Linked DNA regions of Homo sapiens: region 1 is linked to region 2. The links are chromatin loops, found by intact Hi-C in ENCODE. Cell type or tissue: CD4-positive, alpha-beta T cell. All regions are shown on one strand. Each heading gives the region's core, and the rest is flanking DNA. Links, peaks and the distances in the headings are about the cores only.

Region 1 (9,934 bases), core at 2,304-7,303, 610 kb after region 2:
GTATTATTTTCATTTCTCCACCAATTTTTTTAACTTATGAGATTACTCTTACTTCTGCTCTCTGCTCAATTTTAATCTTTTTTAATCTTCTTGATCTTGACAATCTTAGTTATTTTAAAGTCTACATTTGATAAATATAGGAGCCCTTGCCGGTCAGTTTGCATTATCTGTTGTTTCTGCAGGTTCTTGTTTATGTTGACTTGCTTCCTTATATGTTTGGTTATCTTTGACTCTGTACTATTATATTTATATTATTTTTGTAATATTAGGTATTATATTTAAAATATTATTAGTAGGAATAATTTGGAAACTAAGATGAAGCTACCTCCCTCCAGGAAACTTGTTGTTGTTGTTGTTTGTTTGTTTGTTGTTTTGCTTTTCTTAGGCATCTGAAAGCACTAGCAATCTAGGTTCACTTTAATCCAATTTCCAAGCCATCCAAATGACTCAAAACTGGAATATAGTCTGTATGCGGAGTGTTTACTTTGAGTTCACCAGTATTCACAGGGCAGCCCTTTGGACTTCTAACCTAAAGTAAGAGTGTTTTCAGGGTCTCCACCCGCAATAGGGCCTAGATTCCAACTTTTGTCCCGCTATACTAGCAAGGCTAACAAAAAGACTGACAATCTTCTTAGCTGCCTATCCTGATCAATAAATGTGCCCTGGGCAAAAGTGGCCCCCTAAATACTAAACTCAGCTCTCTGAATTTCTGTCTTCTTCTAGATCATGGCCTGGAATTTCCTTCTTCTTCCAAATCTTAAACTGGAAACTCTTGACTAACATTAAATAACACCTTCAAACAGATTTTTAAATCTATATTTTGTCTGTTTTTTCCAGTTGTTGGAGGAAGATTGTCCAAATTACCTCATCTGTCATTTCTAGAAGCAGAAATCTTTCTATCCTACAACACTGCACTATATAGTATGGCTTTACTACACTTAACTTACATGTACTCCACTATATGTATTTAGCCCTGCCTCCTAAATATTAAAATTGTATTTTGTGTATGTGCTCTATTATATATGGCACATTACTACATATGTTACATATTCTCATATATTACTGTGTAAGGATAGATATTTGAAATCATGTATCTTGTAGTTCTTGGACAATTTAAGGGTTTACAAGGGTGATTTTAAAATTTTATACCATTATCATTATTTATTGACTTTGGAATCTAACTCCTAAGTAAGACAAGACTCCATTATACCAGAAATGTTCTCATACGGAAGTTGCCTATTTGGGATACTACAGAACATGTTTTTATTCTGAGTAGGAGCTTAAATAAGATAATATCTATATTTCTGTCAACTGAGATTCCATAGTTTTATGCTTAATTTAACGTATACTCAGACAAAAGATTCATGGCTTGATGTTTAATGCATATTTTGAAATGGCGAAAATACTACCAACAGGAGAACCCTGCCCATCAGCATAAAAACCACCAAGAAAGGAAACAATAATATGCTTTTTCTTTTTCAATAAAGCCCAAATTCCATATTCTTCTGAAATTAGGCTACAATTATGGTCTGACAGCATTTCCCAGAAGTTAAATATCTCTGTATCATGTATATGTCATCTTTACATGTTATAGAAATAATCTAAGGGAAAAAATTATATGCAAAATGATGCTGTCAGCATTATTCAAAATAGTTTTTAAAAATCAGAATACTTTAAGACATCCAGCAAAAAGGAAATGGTTAAATATGATATATTTACCAAGTGAAATACTATGCTGTCAATAAAATTATAATTATGTTCTACGTGATAAAAATTACATATATAAATTCAAAAGACAAACTGAGAAAAAAACATTTGTAATACATGATACATCAAAGACTTATTTCTTTGGCATTAAAACAGGAGAAAAGATTAATAACTCAATAGAAAAGCTAGCAAAAGATATGAATAGTTCATAGAAAAGGAAATACAGCTATCTTTTAAGTATATGAAAATATACAACCTCACTTATAAGAAAAATGGAAATTAAAGCTAAAATAAAATATAGTTTTTATTTTTCACAATGGCAAAGAAAAATATTTGATACTGCATGGTAGAGTCAAGAATTTGAGAAAGCAGGCACTTTTATATATTATTGGTAGAATAATACATTGGTGCACACTCTCTGTAAGGCAATTTGGCAATATCTGTCAAAAAAAAAAACTTTTTTTTTTTTTGAGGTAGGGTCCCACTCTGTCACCCAGGCTGGAGTGCAGTGGTGCCATCACAGCTCACTGCAGCCTCAACCTCCCAGGCTCAAGCAATCTTCCCACCTAAGCCTCCCAAGTAGCTGAGACTATAGGCACATGCCACCATGCCCACCTAATTTTATTTACTTTTTGTAGAGATGAGGTCTCCCTATTTTGCCCAGGCTGGTCTCAAACTCTGGGGCTCAAGCAATCCTCCTGCCCTGGCCTCCCAAAATGCTGGGATTACAGGCATGAGCCACCACACCCAGCCTCCCACAGTTATCTTCATTTAAGTGAAAAACAAAATGATATTTTAACTGAAAAAGAAAATCAAACAAAACCCTAGTATTCCTAGATATGCCTTGGTTACTTTGAGGAAAGGAAGAAGGGAGGAAAATGGAATCAGAGAGGTGGGCATGTGAATTTAAATTATAATTTCTTTCTTTTAAAAGATGTGATTCAAAGTTAGCAAAATATATGATTTAACGAAATGGGAACTATCATTTTCTGTCTTTTTAAAAAGAAGACAGAGATCAATTTGCTAGTGAGTCTTATGGCTTCTTTTCCTGATTTTCTCACAAAGCAAACATCCTTATGTAAAACTTTTATATCTACATTTCTATGAGAGTTTCCAGGATCCCCTCCACAACTCCATTCCATCTCATCCTAATTACATGCTGCAGCCAGATTAATCAGCCAAGAATCAGCAATAGAGTTCAATTCTCATTACATCAAATGTAAAAATTAGAAAGGTTGGGGTCAGATCCCAAAGGGCAAAGGAGTTTGAAACCTTCTTGGATTCAAATAGTCCCCTCTCTCTACACTTCTCTGAGCCTGGGTTTGTGCATAGGCTTAAAAAAATGGAAATAACTACCTCAAACAATCCTTGGGAGAATTAAGAGACTTTCTACATGAAAGCATCTAGTAAGTACCATGTCTGGTACATGATCACTCATAAACACTAGTTTTCCTTCACCTATACTTACTCACCATAGTAGCACAATACATACGCTATACTTAAGAAATCTGTTCATGGTTTCTGCATGCCTCCTGCTCAGTTTCATTTCCCTGATCAGTGTCATTTTCCATTTTATGATTCTACTGTGCCCATTTTAAATTTTTGCCCCATATCCATTATCTATTTGTATCCTACTTACCCTTCAAGTCCCAGCTCAAATTCTACCTCTTACAAAAAATCTTCCTGACTTTGAACTCCTATTGCCCTTAAAAGCCAATGTCAGACAGTTAACCACTTAATTTTTATTTATATTTTAAATTTTACTTTATTATGAATTACAGTAACACATTTCTCTTATTTTAAAAATACTAATAATACAGATAAAGCTGCAGACATCATTGACCATTACTTTCATTCCCAGACCCCACCTTTAGAGGTGCCGCTTACAGCTTGTAATACATTCTTCCAGACCTTTACTACACATCTACATACTTGTAAAATGCAGTTTTGCTTTAACTCTTTTTTTACATATATGGCATCAAATTGTACATGTTGTTCTATAACTTGCTTATTTCATGTATATCTTGCACAGAGGGCCAAATACTGCATGATTTCACTTATATGAGGTATCTAAAATAGTCAAATTCATAGAATTAAAGAGTGGAATGATGGTTGCCAGATGCTGGAAGGGAAGGAGGAATGGAGAGTTGCTAAGCAAGAGGCATAAAGTTGCAGTTAAGCCAGATGAATTCATTATAGAGATATGCTGTGCAGCACTGTACCTACAGTTAACCATACTATATTGAATACTGGAAAATCTGTTAAGAGGGTAAATCTCATGCTAAGTGTTCTTAATATGATAAAATAAAATTAAAAAAAATATAAACCTATACACCTATGTATCTATATCTCTCTTTATATCTATATATCTTGGAGGTCCTTTTAATACATATAGAGCCATGCTATTCTTTTCACTCCAGAGTGTTCCAGTTTATGTCACCATTTATTTATTCATGGACACTTAGGCTTTTCCCTCATTTTTACCTATATAAATAATGAAATATTTCAGAGAGAAAATGACGTGAAAAAATTCTGAAGCAGAAACACAACATAAAACCATTACTTACGTTAAAGAGGTTTTCTAACAAGGTAGACATTAAAATGTCTTTGAATCAGAGAGATATGGTATTTTTCATTTACCATATTATAGTCTTCATACTCTTTAAGGCATTAAATATGACCATTTCCATTGTTTTGTTTGGTAAGATACACTCCTCATTAAATGACTTGGTGTAAAAGATCTCATGAGGATTGGTGACACTATCTCACTGCCTTCCTGTCTATTCTTCACCAGCATAGAACATTTTCTCCATTAACTCCCGATACTAGAGGGCAGCAGCCTCAGTACTAATTAGTAGTAATGCAGACCACAGTTGACTAATGAAAACAATACTCCTTCAGTAAAATCTGCACTAAATTACTAATCAACCTTTTATTTTGAGGGAAAATATTTCTAAAAAGCCAAACAGACATAAATTAGGTAAAAACAGGTTTCTCCATGAGACAAGCCAATTGTGCTGTCTCTCCAAAAGGAAGGATGAAAGAATTCTGATTTAGATTATCCAGGGATTATCATTGAAATCTAAGCTAATGTAACCAGGTGTGATGGCTTGTGCCTGTAGTCCCAGCCACTCCGGAAACTGAGGTGGGAGGATCACTTGAGCCCAGGAGGCTGCAGTGAGCTATGATCACACTGCACTCTAGCCTAGGTGACAGGGTGAGACCCTGTTTCTCTACAAAACAAAACAAAACAAAAACCCTGAGCTAATGAAATATAATAAGATGTATATTCTTTTGTTAATTCAATGTATCTCACAAGTAAAACCTGGAAGAATCAAATGATGATAAATTCCTTTTTATTAGATTATCCATATTCTTTGATTTTTTTAAATAAGAGGAGAGGAAGAGACAGGAAAAATACTTTTTTAAAAATTTATTTTTTTTGAGATGGAGTCTCGCTCTGTCACCCAGGCTGGAGTGCAGTGGCGCGATCTTGGCTCACTGCAGCCTCCGCCTCCCGGGTTCCAGTGATTCTCCTGCCTGTCTCCTGGGTAGCTGGGATTACAGGCAAGTGCCATCACGCCCAGCTAATTTTTTGTATTTTTAACAGAGATGGGGGTTTCACCATGTTGGCCAGGCTGGTCTCGAACTCCTGACCTCAGGTGATCCGCCTGCCTTGGCCTCCCAAAGTGCTAGGATTACAGACGTGAGCCACTGCGCCCGACCGGGAAAATAATTTTAGATCAAAGACATATCCGAATAGGTTTCTAACGGCCTTGTAGAAAACTTGAAGGAACTGGCCGGGTGCGGTGGCTCACGCCTGTAATCCCAGCACTTTGTGAGGCCGAGGCGGGCGGATCACGAGGTCAGGATATCGAGACCATCCTGGCTAACATGGTGAAACCCCGTCCCTACTAAAAATACAAAAAAAAAAAAAAAAAAAAAATTAGCCAGGCGTGGTGACGGGCGCCTGTAGTCCCAGCTACTCGGGAGGCTGAGGCAGGAGAATGGCGTGAACCCGGGAGGCAGAGCTTGCAGTGAGCCGAGATTGCGCCACTGCACTCCAGCCTGGGCGACAGAGCGAGACTCCGTCTCAAAAAAAAAAAAAGAAAACTTGAAGGAAGTAAACAAACAGCTTTTATGAAAGAAAAAAAAAAAAACAGGGCAAAGAAGTCCCCCAAATAACAAACAGAAGTGCTAGTCTACCTATTTTGAAAACTGTCAGGTGAGACAGGAAGAGCTTTCAAATATGAATCACTCCTTTTCAAATATATCTATGGAAAAATTACTACACTGTGTAGTTTTTCCACACCATCTTCTTTCAGTAAGCAATCTACATTTAAGGTTTCTTCATCTTTTCACAGCTTGATAGCTCATCTCTTTTTGTGGCTTGACAGCTAATTTGTTTTAATCACTGAATAATATTTGATATGCAACAGTTTGCTTATTCATTCACCTATTGAAGGACATCTTAGCTGTTTTCAGTTTCAAGTACATTTTTAATTTGAAGAAATAAAAGTATAAAGATTTTTGGGTCAAGATGAAAGACTTAAACACTTGTCTCCCCTCCCTGAGAACTTATTACAGTGATAGTAAAGGAACGAAAGGACTAAACCTACAATGTAAAAAGAACTGGAGGAAGGGATCAGTGGGTACTGAAGAGTAGATGCAATTTCCACGTACAAAAAGTAGCATGAAACAAAGTGCAATAAGCCCAAACCCAAAATAACTTGATAACATGTACATTTTGTTCTATAATCAAAATGAAATCTTGTCTTCAACATGGATGAACTATGAAGACATTATGCTAAGTGAAATAAGCTAGTCATAGAAAGACAAATATTGTATGATGCCACTTATATGAGGTACCTAGATTAGTCAAATTCATAGAAACAGAAAGCAGAATGGTGGGTGCTAGAGGCTTAGGGGACGAAGAAATGGGGAGTTATTTAATGGGTACAGAAATTCAGTTTAGCAAGATGAAAAAGTTCTGGAGATCTGTTTTTCTTTCCTTAAGATCCATCAATTAATTGTTCAAAATGATGCCCCATTTTAGTTGGCTTCATTTTTAGACCATAACTTAACTTACTCAGCTTTGTCTTTCCTTGCTTATTTGGGTCCTTCATTCTTTCCTTCCCTCCCTCCCTTCCTACTTTCTTCCTGTTTTCCTCCTCCCTCCCTCCCTTCCTTGGGTAACTGCTTTTTCTTTTCTGTTCTTTTTTTTTTTAATGTTGTTGACCAGAAACAACACGCCATCTTCACCATATTACTAACATCTTCCAGCTTTTTACTATTTATGGCATAGATGCTGAATTCTTTTTCAAGATATATTTCTGGAACCCCAGTGTGGATCAGTACACTATTTTCATCTAGGATTTCTTTACATTGGATTTCTGGGGAAGTTACTCCACATCAACTTCCTCATATTTCCTATTTCCTTTTGCTATGTTTCCTCAACTTTAACGTCTATATTTTCTATTGCATTTGGCAGGGGTGGGGTGTAACGTTTTTTTCTTAATTTCCAAGAGCTCATTATTGTTTCCTGTTCCTTTTTCATAGCATATTTCCTTATTTGATGGAATAATTGTCTTATTTAATCAAAAAACATTAAGTTCTTGTGTTCCCTGACTTAACTCAGTTTTTTTCCTGTATCCATTGCTTTACTTATTTTTCATGCAGCTTATTTCCTTTTTATAGTTTGATCGTTAGTTAGTTATTAACATCAATAGATTTTTAGCCGCTGGTACCCAACATTCTGTTTTCTGTTTCTGTGTATTTGACTACGCTAGGTACCTTATATAAGCTGGTATGGGTTTTCTCTGTTTTCATGTATACAATATGTTTTCTGCCAGTCTCCTCTTAAATAGAATGGCCAGTTGGAAGCCCTGTTTGTTAGTTGCACTTATTGTCCTGCAAACTTTGCTAGCATTAATTATATTGTTTAAACTTTTGAAATAACTAATGCTAATAGCATAACTATCAAAATTTAGGAGACATAGAGAATAGTGAGTGAATTCCCATTTTTTATAGCACAGGGATATATTTGACAGATAATATCTAAAGCTTTAAAATACATCAAGAAATAGTGCTTCTAGTATATTACTTAGTCTTTTCATGGTAACCACAAAAATAACTAAAAAGAAACTTAAAATGACTTATAAGGAGCAAACTGAGGAAAAGAAGAGGCAGTTAGGATCATTGTTTTCCATTATAATCCCTTCTGTACTATTTTTTAAAATCATAAGCATGTATTTCTTCAAAAAAAATAAATTGCAAATAAAATGATGAAAACAGGAGAAAATGTAGGAAATTTGGAAGTATAAAGAAAAAAATGAATTTGAATTCTAAAAAGAAAAATTCAAATATTCATTTATATGTACTAAATTTCTTGGACAGAAGGAGAATACTGTGTTGCCAAGGAGACCAAAGCAACTGTTCAGCTCTTAAAAAAAAAAAATCCATGGCAATTTATTCTGCATAATATTACATCCTACTCCAGCTTTATAAAAGCCAATAAAATAGTTTTTTTTTTTTTGAGACGGAGTCTGGCTCTGTCGCCCAGGCTGGAGTGCAGTGGCGCGATGTCGGCTCCCCTGCAAGCTCCGCCTCCCGGATTCACGCCATTCTCCTGCCTCAGCCTCCCGAGTAGCTGGGACTACAGGTGCCCGCCACCTCGCCCGGCTAATTTTTTGTATTTTAGTAGAGACGGGGCTTCACCATGTTAGCCAGGATGGTCTCGATCTCCTGACCTTGTGATCCGCCCGCCTCGGCCTCCCAAAGTGTTGGGATTAGAGGCGTGAGCCACTGCGCCCGGCCAGCCAATAAAACAGTTTTAATGAGGGCCTTGAAACTTAGTTTATGTTGTCACTAACATTTATTAAACATTTGGTTTATGGAGTCTACCCTAGTGATAAGAATACAGTAAAAGTCAGATGACCTAGGTTTGAGTCCCAATTTTACCACTTAAAAGCCGTATCTCCTTTAGCAAGTCACTTTTCTTTTATGAGCTTAAGTTTCTTTACTTGCAAAATTGGGGATAACTACTACCTGCCTAACACACTGTTGCTATGAATAGCAAATGAGACTTAACAGCATTTTACCAAAGTTGAAACACTACAAAAATAAATTCAAGGAATAAGGACTAGCATTTCCCAAAAGTAATAAAGCCATATGTGTATACTGTGTACTCTTCATTGATTAAATGCCAAATTCAGTATTAGAAAAATGTGAACAAAAAATGTTATATAAACTAGTATTATAAAAATTGGATTGAACTAGGTGGCAGATCCAAGCTCCCATCTAAGCTCCCCAACTGGATAATGTCCACAATTTCTTTGGGTCTCTACGCAATGACCCTGGAGTAGACCACCTTTGTACAGGTATGTCATAGGTGTATTTCCCATCACATAATGATGACTTAAAAGGAAATTCACTCACCATCTTTTCTATCTGGGCTACATTAGGAGGCACAGAAAATCATGTGAGTGACATTGGAAAAAAAACTTCTACCATTAGACTAATGTGTGAATCACTGGCTTAGATTGAAGTATTTTATTTCCATTTTCAGGCTTTTTATAAGCCTACGCTACCTTGAACTTTACATGATACTCTTTCTCAACGCAGACCTACATTCTGAGACCACAGTGCTCTACTTGCTATTTCTTAAAATGCCGTGGCCAATTCCTGCCTCCACATCGTTGTTGATATATAGGAAGTTCAACACCTTTGTGACAGCTGCTATAGCAGGCTGAGCAGCTCTAGCCTGTGTCCCAGCTCTATTCCCCATCCAGCCACTGACCCCATCCACTTTGCCAGTGCCTAACATCTTACATATAGGACTGCTTTTAAAAAGAAAATTCACAATGGATAAAGAACAGGACATATTATAATGAGAGAACCTGCTTCTGGGCCAGCAAAACTGGTCTATAATTTGACAGAATGTAAGAAAGCACTGAAAAAAAAAAAACTAGGAAGGAGGTGAGTGACTTAGCCCTAGAGCATAGAAGGAGAGAGCACTGGTAGTAGAGTCATCTGTTCGCTGCCTGGAGGAGAAATGCCTTGATCTAGGACTTGTTGGGTTCTAATGGTAGGACAGTCCCATTGTGGAGATGTGTGCATTTACTTATTACAGGTTGATGCTGTTAAATGTTTGTGTCATATATCTGACTCCCTGTGATTTGATTTCATGACCACCAAAAATCTTCTTTTGACTTCTCCTATGGTGCAT
Region 2 (9,934 bases), core at 1,946-6,945:
CTCTGCCTGGCCGCCCATCGTCTGAGATGTGGGGAGCGCCTGTGCCCCGCCACCCCATCTGGAATGTGAGGAGCGCCTCTGCCCGGCCGCGACCCCGTCTGGGAGGTGAGGAGCGTCTCTGCCCCGCCGCCCCGTCTGAGAAGTGAGGAGCCCCTCTGCCCGGCAGCTGCCCCGTCTGAGAAGTGAGGAGCCCCTCCGCCCGGCAGCCGCCCCATCTGAGAAGTGAGGAGCGTCTCCGCCCGGCAGCCGCCCCGTCTGGGAGGGAGGTGGGGGGCAGCCCCCGCCCGGCCAGCTGCCCCGTCAGGGAGGGAGGTGGGGGGCAGCCCCCGCCCGGCCAGCTGCCCCGTCAGGGAGGGAGGTGGGGGGCAGCCCCTGCCCGGCCAGCCGCCCCGTCCGGGAGGTGGGGGGTGCCTCTGCCCAGCTGCCACCCCGTCTGGGAGGTGTACCCAACAGCTCATTGAGAACGGGCCATGATGACGATGGCGGTTTTGTCGAATAGAAAAGGGGGAAATGTGGGGAAAAGATAGAGAAATCAGATTGTTGCTGTGTCTGCATAGAAAGAAGTAGACATAGGAGACTCCATTTTGTTCTGTACTAAGAGAAATTCTTCTGCCTTGGGATGCTGTTGATCTATGACCTTACCCCCAACCCTGTGCTCTCTGAAACATGTGCTGTGTCCACTCAGGGTTAAATGGATTAAGGGCGGTGCAAGATGTGCTTTGTTAAACAGATGCTTGAAGGCAACATGCTCGTTAAGAGTCATCACCACTCCCCAATCTCAAGTAGCCAGGGACACAAACACTGCGGAAGGCCCCAGGGTCCTCTGCCTAGGAAAACCAGAGAACTTTGTTCACTTGTTTATCTGCTGACCTTCCCTCCACTATTGTCCTATGACCCTGCCAAATCCCCCTCTGCGAGAAACACCCAAGAATGATCAATTAAAAAAAAAAAAAGAAAGAAAGAAATGTGGTTCTAAGGAAAGGAAATAAAAAACATAGTACCTAAAGAGACCCACAAGGTCAAGAAGGGGAGGAAGGTGGTAAGTTTAGTTTTAGATATATTCTGTTTGAGGTAAGACTCTATATAGCTAGTAGACAATTATTCCCTTTTGTTTGAGAAGTAGGAATTGTGGCAGATTGCTTAGTACAAAAGTTCCACAACAGGTGGGCATTGGAGTGAAGCTGGAAAGAGAGCAGCACAGCAGATAAAGGGCCCCAGTTGGTCTCTAGGCAAATTCCATTTCCAGAATTACTGAGCTCAGAGAATATCCATAGGACTTCATCTCTGTCAGCTTCTAGGCATATCAACATCAACTTCTTCCTCAGTACATATAGTGAAGAATCTCTCTCTACTCTCCCATTCTCCCCAGTTCCGGTTCTTCATTATCTGGAAGTTTTTCCTAGTGTTTAACACAAATCTCTCTTTAAAATTGAGTCTTTTAAAACTTCTCATTTAAGAAAAGATGCTGTGGCTGGGAGTGGTGGTTCATGCTTGTAATCTTAGCACTTTGGGAGGCCGAGGTGAGAGGATCTCTTGAGCCCAGGAGTTTAAGACCAACCTCTGTTGCATGGCAAGACCTCATCTCTATTTTAAAATAATAATAATAAAATGTATTTTAAAAAAAGAAAAAATGTTGTGTGCTGTCATGCTTTCTATTTCTAGTATTTATAAGATTGCCAGACATCCTCTCTTTTTTTTTTTTTTTTTTAATGAGATGGAGTCTCGCTTTGTTGTCCAGGCTGGAGTGCAGTGGCTCAATCAAGCTCAGTTCACTGCAACCTCTGCCTCCAAGGTTCAAGCGATTTTCCTGCCTCAGCCTCCAGAGTAGCTGGAATTACAGACATGCACCACCATGCCCAGCTAATTTTTGTATTTTTGGTAGAGACGGGGTTTCACCATGTTAGACAGGCTGGTCTCAAACTCCTGACCTAAGGTGATCCTCCTGCCTCGGCCTCCCAAAATGTTGGGATTACAGGTGTGATCCACGGCTCCCAGCAGCAAACTACTATTGATTAATATTAAGCATAAAGCAAACTCGAAATAATGAAAAAAAAAGTATTTAAAGCTGAGCACAGTAGCTCATGCTTGGAATCCCAGCACTTTGGGAGGCCCAGGGAGGAGGATCACCTGAGCCCAGGAGTTTGACACCAGCCTGGGCAACATAGTGAGATTCCCTTCTCAACAAAAAATATAAACAACAACAAAAAATTAGGGCCGGGCGCTGTGGCTCACGCCTGTAATCCCAGCACTCTGGGAGGCCGAGGCGGGTGGATCATGAGGTCAGGAGTTCGAGACCAGCCTGACCAACGTGGTGAAACCCCGTCTCTTCTGAAAACACAAAAATTAGCTGGGCGTGGCGGCGCATGGCTGTAATCCTAGCTACTCAGGAGGCTAAGCCAAGAGAATCACTTGAACCCAGGAGGCGGAGATTGCAGTGATCTGAGATCGCGCCACTGCACTCCAGCCTGGGCGACAGAGCAAGACTCCATCTCAATAAATAAATAAATAAATAAATAAATAAATAAATAAATAAATAAATAAATAAAAATGGGCCGGTCGCAGTGGCTCACGCCTGTAATCCCAGCACTTTGGGAGGCCGAGGCGGGCGGATCACGAGGTCAGGAGACGGAGACCATCCTGGCTAACACGGTGAAACCCCGTCTCTATGAAAAATACAAAAAATTAGCCGGGCGTGGTGATGGGCGCCTGTAGTCCCAGCTACTCGGGAGGCTGAGGCAGGAGAATGGCGTGAACCTGGAAGGCGGAGCTTCCAGTGAGCCGAGATCGCGCCACTGCACTCTAGCCTGGGCGACAGAGCGACTCCGTCTCAAAAATAATAATAATAAATAAATAAAACTGATGTTCAACATTTTTTTTTTTGAGACCGAGTCTCACTCTGTCACCAGGCTGGAATGCAGTGGCCGCGATCTTGGTTCACTGCAACTTCTGCCTCTCGGGTTCAAGCAATTCTCCTGCCTCAGCCTACCGAGTAGCTGGGACTACAGGGGCATATCACAATGCCCAGCTAATTTGTTTGTTTGTTTTTGAGACAGAGTCTCGCTCTGTTGCCCAGGCTGGAGTGCAGTGGCATGATCTCGGCTCACTGCAGCCTCTGCCCCCTGGGTTCAAGCAATTCTCCTGCCTCAGCCTCCCAAGTAGCTGGGACTACAGGCTTGCGACTCCACGCCTGGCTAATTTTGGTATTTTTTTTAGTAGAGACGGGGTTTCACCATGTTGGCCAGGATGGTCTTGATCTCCTGACCTTGTGATTTGTCTGCCTCGGCCTCTCAAAGTGCTGGGATTACAAGCGTGAGCCACTGCGCCCGGTGTTTTTGTATTTTTAGTAGAGACAGGGTTTCACCATGTTGGCCAGGATGGTTTCAATCTCTTGACCTTGTGATCTGCCTGCCTCGGCATCCCAAAGTGCTGGGATTACAGGCGTGAGCCACCACGCCAGCCACAACATCTTTAATCATCAAGGAAATGCAAACCAAAACCACAAATATACCATTTCAAACTACTAAAATGGCTTAAAAAATGTTTTGGGACCTTCAAATACTTGTACAAAATGTTCGTAGCAGCTTTGTTCACAATAGCCAACAGGTAGAAACAACCCAAGTGTCTGTTAACAGATGAACGGATAAACAAATTGTGGTATATTCATACAAGGGAATACTATTCAACTCTAAAGCAAAATAAAGTATTAATACATGGTACAACATAGATGAACCTTGAAAACATTATGCTAAGTGAAACTATGCAGACAGAAAACCTCGACTATTGTGTGATTCCACTTATGTGAAATATAGCAAATTCATAGAAACAGAAAGGGTCCTGGAGATTAACAGGAGCTAGTAGGAGAGGTTAATGGGGAGTTATTGCTTACTGGGCAATGGATTCTGCTTGGGGTAATGAAAAATTTTGGAAATAGATAATGACGATGATTGCACGACACTGTGAATGTAATTAATGCCACTGAATTATACACATATTGTTAAAATGGAAATTTTTCTCATATATATTTGACTACAATTTTTAAAAAACGAGCTGACTATAGAGTGACTTTAAGTAGAGTGACTATAAACTCCAGAACAGTCCACATTTATGACTGTTGTGTGGATTGTAATTATTGATAGTATACCCCTAGACTCTCAAAGCTATCCCAGTTTGAACAATAAATTATATAGCCACCCAATCTCTAAGATCTCATTTTGAATGATTCTGCAATCCTAACATCGGGCATTAGGACCTTACAAAGGTTTTGCGATGACATCACCTCTGGAAAACTAGAACCCACAGGCCTCCAGGGAACCGGAGGCTGGGCGGAAGATGTGTGCACTTCACACAAACGCCCAGCTCCCAAGTGAGAATCATTTCAGTGGTAAATCATCTCTTTACTTGGGGTTCCAAGAGCCCACGACTAAAGGGAAACACTTGCAGAATGTGTCGGATGGAGTCAGCGACGCCAGAAACAGAGAATAGCCCCACCCTCCCCTGTCAAGCCACACTCAACATGGCCGCCAGCGTCCATGTGGAGGAGGGAGCGCGCCTCCTCTCGCAGCCCCAGAGGGGCGGGCCCTGGGAACCGAACGAGCTTCAGCAGACCAATGGGGAGAGGCAAGGGGCGGGGTTGGCCTGGGTCTTCGGCCAGAGGGCGGTGAGGTTGACTTGAACTGGCGGGTCTTGTTGTGCCGGGGCTGCCACGTTATTTCCAGCTTTTGAGGTGGATTTTGCCCGCTGGTGTGCCACCGTCAGCGCTTCCGGGTTGAACTCCAGCTGAGCTGAGCTGATCAGATCCCACCCTACCCAGTACTTGTCCCTCCTCTTCCAAGCCAGCCCTAATCAAAGCCTTGTTGGCCCCTCCCTCTCATTTGAGATGACTCATCTCTGTATCCCAACGACGCGGCACCAGGTGTGGCCTGACACGTTTGAGCTTAAAACCTTTTTTTCTGATTATAAAAATATATGCATATTTTAGGAAATTAAGAAAAGTGTAATGGAAACAAAAGTGATTTACTGTCCCATCGGCCAGAAACAATCATAATTAACCTTTGTCATTCTTTTTTTCCCTCTGTGTGTCTATTTTAACACAATTGGGACAATGCTGTATAACTTATGTATTATCGTTTGCATATTAAGTGTTTTTCTTTGTGATTTTAAATGCATGGATAGGATAAAGTATTCCATGGATGAATGACTGTGATTTTTATATTTTTCCGTTGAGCATTTAAACTTTGAGCCTGGGCACAGTGGCTCACACCTGTAATCCCAGCACTTTGGGAGGCCAAGGCGGGCGGATCACCTGAGGTCAGGAGTTCGAGACCAGCCTGACCAACATGGTGAAACTCCATCTCTACTAAAAATACAAAATTAGCTGGGCGTGGTGGCACACGCCTGTAATCCCAGCTACTTGGGAGGCTGAGGCAGGAGAATTGCTTGAACCTGGGAGGCAGAGGTTGCAGTGAGCCAAGATCACGCCACTGCACTCCAGCCCGGGAAACGAGCGAAACACCATTTCAAAAATAAATAAATAAATAAAAATAAAAAATAAACTTTGAGTGGATAGCCTCTTGGAGATGGGGCAGGTCGGGAAGGAGAGACAGCTAAGAACTGGCTATTCCACAGCTTCACCTTCTCTTTGCAAAGTTGTTCCACAAGAATTACAAGATTGTAGAGTCTTTCAACATTTTAGGATCTTAGGGTTCTAAAGTAGTACAATTGAGAAACTCAGAATCATAACATCTTGGGTGAGTAAGGACCCCAGAAAAAACAAGTCCAAGCCTCTACCAAATAGTTTCACTCTGTCTCAAAAACAAACAAACAAAACCTGTCTCTATGAAAAAAAAATAGAAAAATTAGGCAGGCATGGTGGTGGGTGCCTGTAGTCTCAGCTACTTGGGAGGCTGAGGCAGGAGAATCGCTTGAACCAGGGAGGCGGAAGTTGTAGTGAGCTGAGATCACACCACGGCACTCCAGCCTGGGAAACAGAGCAAAAAGTCAGAAAGAGAGGAGAGAGGAGAGAGAGAGGAGAGAAAGGAGAGAGAGAGAAGAGAGAGAGAGAGGAGAGAGAGAGAGAAAAAAAATTGTAGGAGGAGGTGTGGCAAAAGCCAAATGGTATATTAATTTCCATAGGCCTATATGGCAGAGCATATAGAATAGTCCTTCTTAAGGCCAGAAGAGTTTTTTATTCCAAAACAGCATTATCAACTCAGAGTGACTTGTTTTAAATGAAGAATTGAGTTATTTTGGTGGTAAGGAGCAGGTTACCTCAAGTGGTTTAGGGTAAAAGTTTGTTGCGCATTTCATCATAAAAATAGGCATGTTGGAGAGCCCTGAGATGCTAAGCAGCCCAGTTTCAGGAAGAGTTGGGATTCAAAAAGAGGGGGCTTCGGATTCAAGAAAGGGGTAGGGACCACAACAAAGTTGGAAGGTCTGGTTTCCTTGCAGCCAGACTTAATGGATAATGTATTCATTTGAACCGAGTCTCAGTTTCATCATCTGTAAAATGGAAATAACCATGTAATTGTTCTCTAACTAGACCGTTAACAATGTACGGCAGAACAATGAAATCTAAGACCATTATAGGACCCGTGACCGGCTGGGTGGTGTTGATTTTTGCTGTTGTTGTTTTTACTTTTCTGTATTTTCCAAATGTTTTATAGTTAATTATGCCTCCCTACTTTTTTTTTTCCTTTTAATTACATTTATTTTAATGCTGAATTTACTCCCGTGCCATAAGTTTTGGCCCCCACGCTGCACCGGCGTCATCCGCCATTTGGTGTTTTCTCAGAAAAGAAGCAACCTCCCTACTTTTTTGAAGAAAAGGCTCTCAAGGGCTAAAATAAGAGTTGCTAATCATGACAATCATCTCTACTTTGATCAAAAACTTAGAGTCAAAGTTCTTAGTATTCTTCAGCAAGCCCAATGTTCATCCACAAATTATTTCTGATACCTACAATGTGTAGATGCTAAAAATATGTTGAGAGAAACACAGAGTGGGATCAGACAAGGATCAGAACATCAAGGAGCACTGTCTGGTGGTTTGAAAAAACACATCTTCAAACAACTATAAAACAAATTAAAAAGTATATAAAGGAGGTATAGGAAAATGTGTTGAACAGTTATCAGTGTGGTATATGCAATGCACATGTGAATAGGAATGGCTGAATGGTAAACTGGAGACAGATCATGAAAGCTAAAATGCCAGGTTAAGGAGCGTATTGTTAAATTGGAGGGCTGTAAGTAGCTATTGAAGGGTTTTTAAACTTTTATTATTATTGGCCTGGCACGGTGGCTCACACCTGTAATCCCAGCACTTTTGGAGGCTGAGACGGGCAGATCATGAGGTCAGGAGATCGAGACCATCCTGGCTAACACGGTGAAACCCCGCCTCTACTAAAAATACAAAAAATTAGCCGGGCATGGTGGTGGGCGCCTGTAGTCCCAGCTACTCGGGAGGCTGAGGCAGGAGAATGGCATGAACACAGGAGGCAGAGCTTGCAGTGAGCCGAGATCATGCCACTGCACTCCAGCTTGGGGGACAGAGCGAGACTCCGTCTCAAAAAAAAAAAAAGCAACTTTTATTATTATTACTATTTTTTGAGACAGAGTTTCGCTTTTATTGCCCAGGCTGGAATGCAATGGTGTGATCTCGGCTCACTGCAACATCCACCTCCTGGGTTCAAGTGATTCTCTTGCCTCAGCCTCCTGAGCAGCTGGGATTACAGGCGCCCACCACCAAGCCCGGCTAACTTTTTTTTAGTAGAGACGGGGTTTCACCATGTTAGCCACACTGGTCTCAAACTCCTGACCTCAGGTGATGTACCAGCCTCAGTCTCCCAAAGTGCTGGGATTACAGGCGTGAGCCACCACCACACCTGGCCTATTATTATTATTAATTTTTTTTTTTGAGGATTCTTGCTCTGTTGCCCAGGCTGGGTGCAGTGGCACAATCAAGGCTCACTGCAACCTCCGCCTCCCAGGTTCAAGCAATTCTCCTGCCTCAGCATCCTGAGTAGCTGGGATTACAGGCACATGCCACAATGCCCAGCTAATTTTTTTGTATTTTTAGTAAAGATGGGGTTTCACCATGTTGGACAGGCTGGTCTTGAACTCCTGACCTCAAGTGATCCGCCCACCTCAGCCTCCCAAAGTGCTGGGATTACAGGCGCGAGCCATTGCTCCTGGCATATTATTATTATTATTTTGAGATAAAGTCTCCCCCTGTCACCAAGGTTGGAGTGCAGTGGCACAATCACAACTCAACTGCAGCCTCAACCTCCCAGACTCAAGTGATCCTCTCACCCTCAGGCTCCCAAATAGCTGGGAAAATACGTATGCACCACCACACCCAGCTAATTTTTATTTTTATATTTTGGTAGAGACAGGATTTTGCCATGTTGCTCTGGATGGTCTCAAACTCCTGGGCTGAAGCAGTCCTTCTGCCTTGGTCTCCCAAAGTGCTGGGATGATAGGCATGAGCCATTGTGTCTGGCCTACATTTATTATTTCTTAATTTTTTTGAAGACAAAGTCTCGCTTTGTCGCCAGGCTAGAGTACAGTAGTGTGATCATAGCTCACTGTAACCACAAAACCCTGGGCCCAAGGGGTCCTCCTGCTTGGCCTCCCAAAGTGTTGGGAGTACCCCAGCGTAAGTACCTCTGCACCCGGCTGTATTGAAGGTTTTTTGTTTGTTTGTTTTGCTTTTTAGATCATGATCTCCATGAAATATGCTTCAAGAAAGCTGTTTTTGGAAATAAACTGGCATAGGAATGAGACTAAAGACTGGCAGACCAATTAGTTACGCCAGCACAATAGTTCAGATGGGAGATAATAAAAATGGACCTTGGCTAGTACATGTGGAGGTAAAGAGGAGGGGCATTCAAATGAAGAGACAGAGCAGATAGTTGGAGATGAAGGTCAGAAGTGCCTATCTCATTAGGTCAAGGAGTTATTACTATCCTCTAAATAATGTGTTTCAAAAACTATCTCCACATTTTTATTTTGTAAAATTTGCACTTGTGTCTCCTAACCCCAGGCTGCCAGGCAGGATAATTACACTAGAGGCTATGAGTGGTTTGCTAGAGTGGAATTAGGGTTTTTCTGTTTCTGTTTTCCAGTACCTGTGTGATATTTGGGCCTTGGACAGCAGCAACACAAAGACCTTTTCCATAAGAAAAGGGTTTGGTTTTGTTTTGTTTTGTAGAGATGTGGGTCTCATTATAGCCCAGGCTGGTCTCAAACTTCTGGGCTCAAGCAATCCTGCCTCAGCCTCCCTAAGCGCTGGGATTATCGGTGTGAGCCACCACACTTGGTCGAAAAGTTTTCTTACGTTGAGTAACATGTTTGCAATAACAAGTGGTTCAGTGCAGACCAACCTGAAAGGGATGGGAAGAGGTGGATAAGGATAGCCTCTCAGGTGTCACAGTATCCCTGCTGAGATTACAGGTGTGAGCCACAGCACCCTGCCCCTTCCTGTGGGCTTCTGTGATCTTACTGAACAGTTGAGCTTCCCTCTTGCAGCCTCTTTCATCATCTTTTCGCCCTCTCTCTAGGGTTAGGTAATTCCCACTCACTCAGCCCAACCCTGCACAAGGAGAAAATTCCTGGTAAAGTTCGGGCTGGGGAGTCAGCACCATCTCTTTCTGGCTTTTCCTAGGTAGCCAGTCCTCTTCCACCTCTGGCCTTTTATATTTTTTCTTTTAAGTATGATTTTCTTTGTACCAAAATCATACCAAAAAATAGAAGCAGAAAAGTTCCACTGAAGCTAAAATAGTTTTCAGTTTGAGGTAGCTTAAGGTATATATCTCCACTTAAGCCATAGATTAGAACTTTTGGCACTATGGGAAACTTTTTATAATAGGTGATCATGGAATTATTACTTTAAAGGAAGTTTAACCAGAGATCAAACATAGTCTTTCTAAAGGGCCTCCCT

What was found. A loop is a pair of places that touch in the nucleus more often than their neighbours do. Peaks named below come from ENCODE experiments on the same cell type or tissue, not always from the same donor. Only the 100,000 strongest peaks of a DNase experiment are listed, where the experiment ranks them.
Region 1: it touches region 2 in a loop (2.7-fold over the local background); 5 of 110 quality-filtered maps call a loop at or near these places.

Annotation. Positions count from the first base shown.
Region 1 is chr11:74,384,317-74,394,250 of GRCh38, forward strand. The region is part of intron 1 of PGM2L1 (phosphoglucomutase 2 like 1); the gene reads right to left. Among named protein-coding and RNA genes, the nearest start is that of PGM2L1, 9.1 kb to the right of the region's middle. In CD4-positive, alpha-beta T cell, for the core only: CTCF peaks have their summits at 4,572 and 4,773; DNase peaks (open chromatin) are centred at 4,535 and 4,855.
Region 2 is chr11:73,774,982-73,784,915 of GRCh38, forward strand. No RefSeq gene overlaps it. Among named protein-coding and RNA genes, the nearest start is that of MRPL48, 7.9 kb to the right of the region's middle. RefSeq lists enhancers at 1,579-2,445, 4,251-4,610 and a cis regulatory region at 4,198-5,072. In CD4-positive, alpha-beta T cell, for the core only: no CTCF peak of the experiment used is centred there; a DNase peak (open chromatin) is centred at 4,580; H3K4me3 peaks cover 1,204 bases; H3K27ac peaks cover 1,314 bases.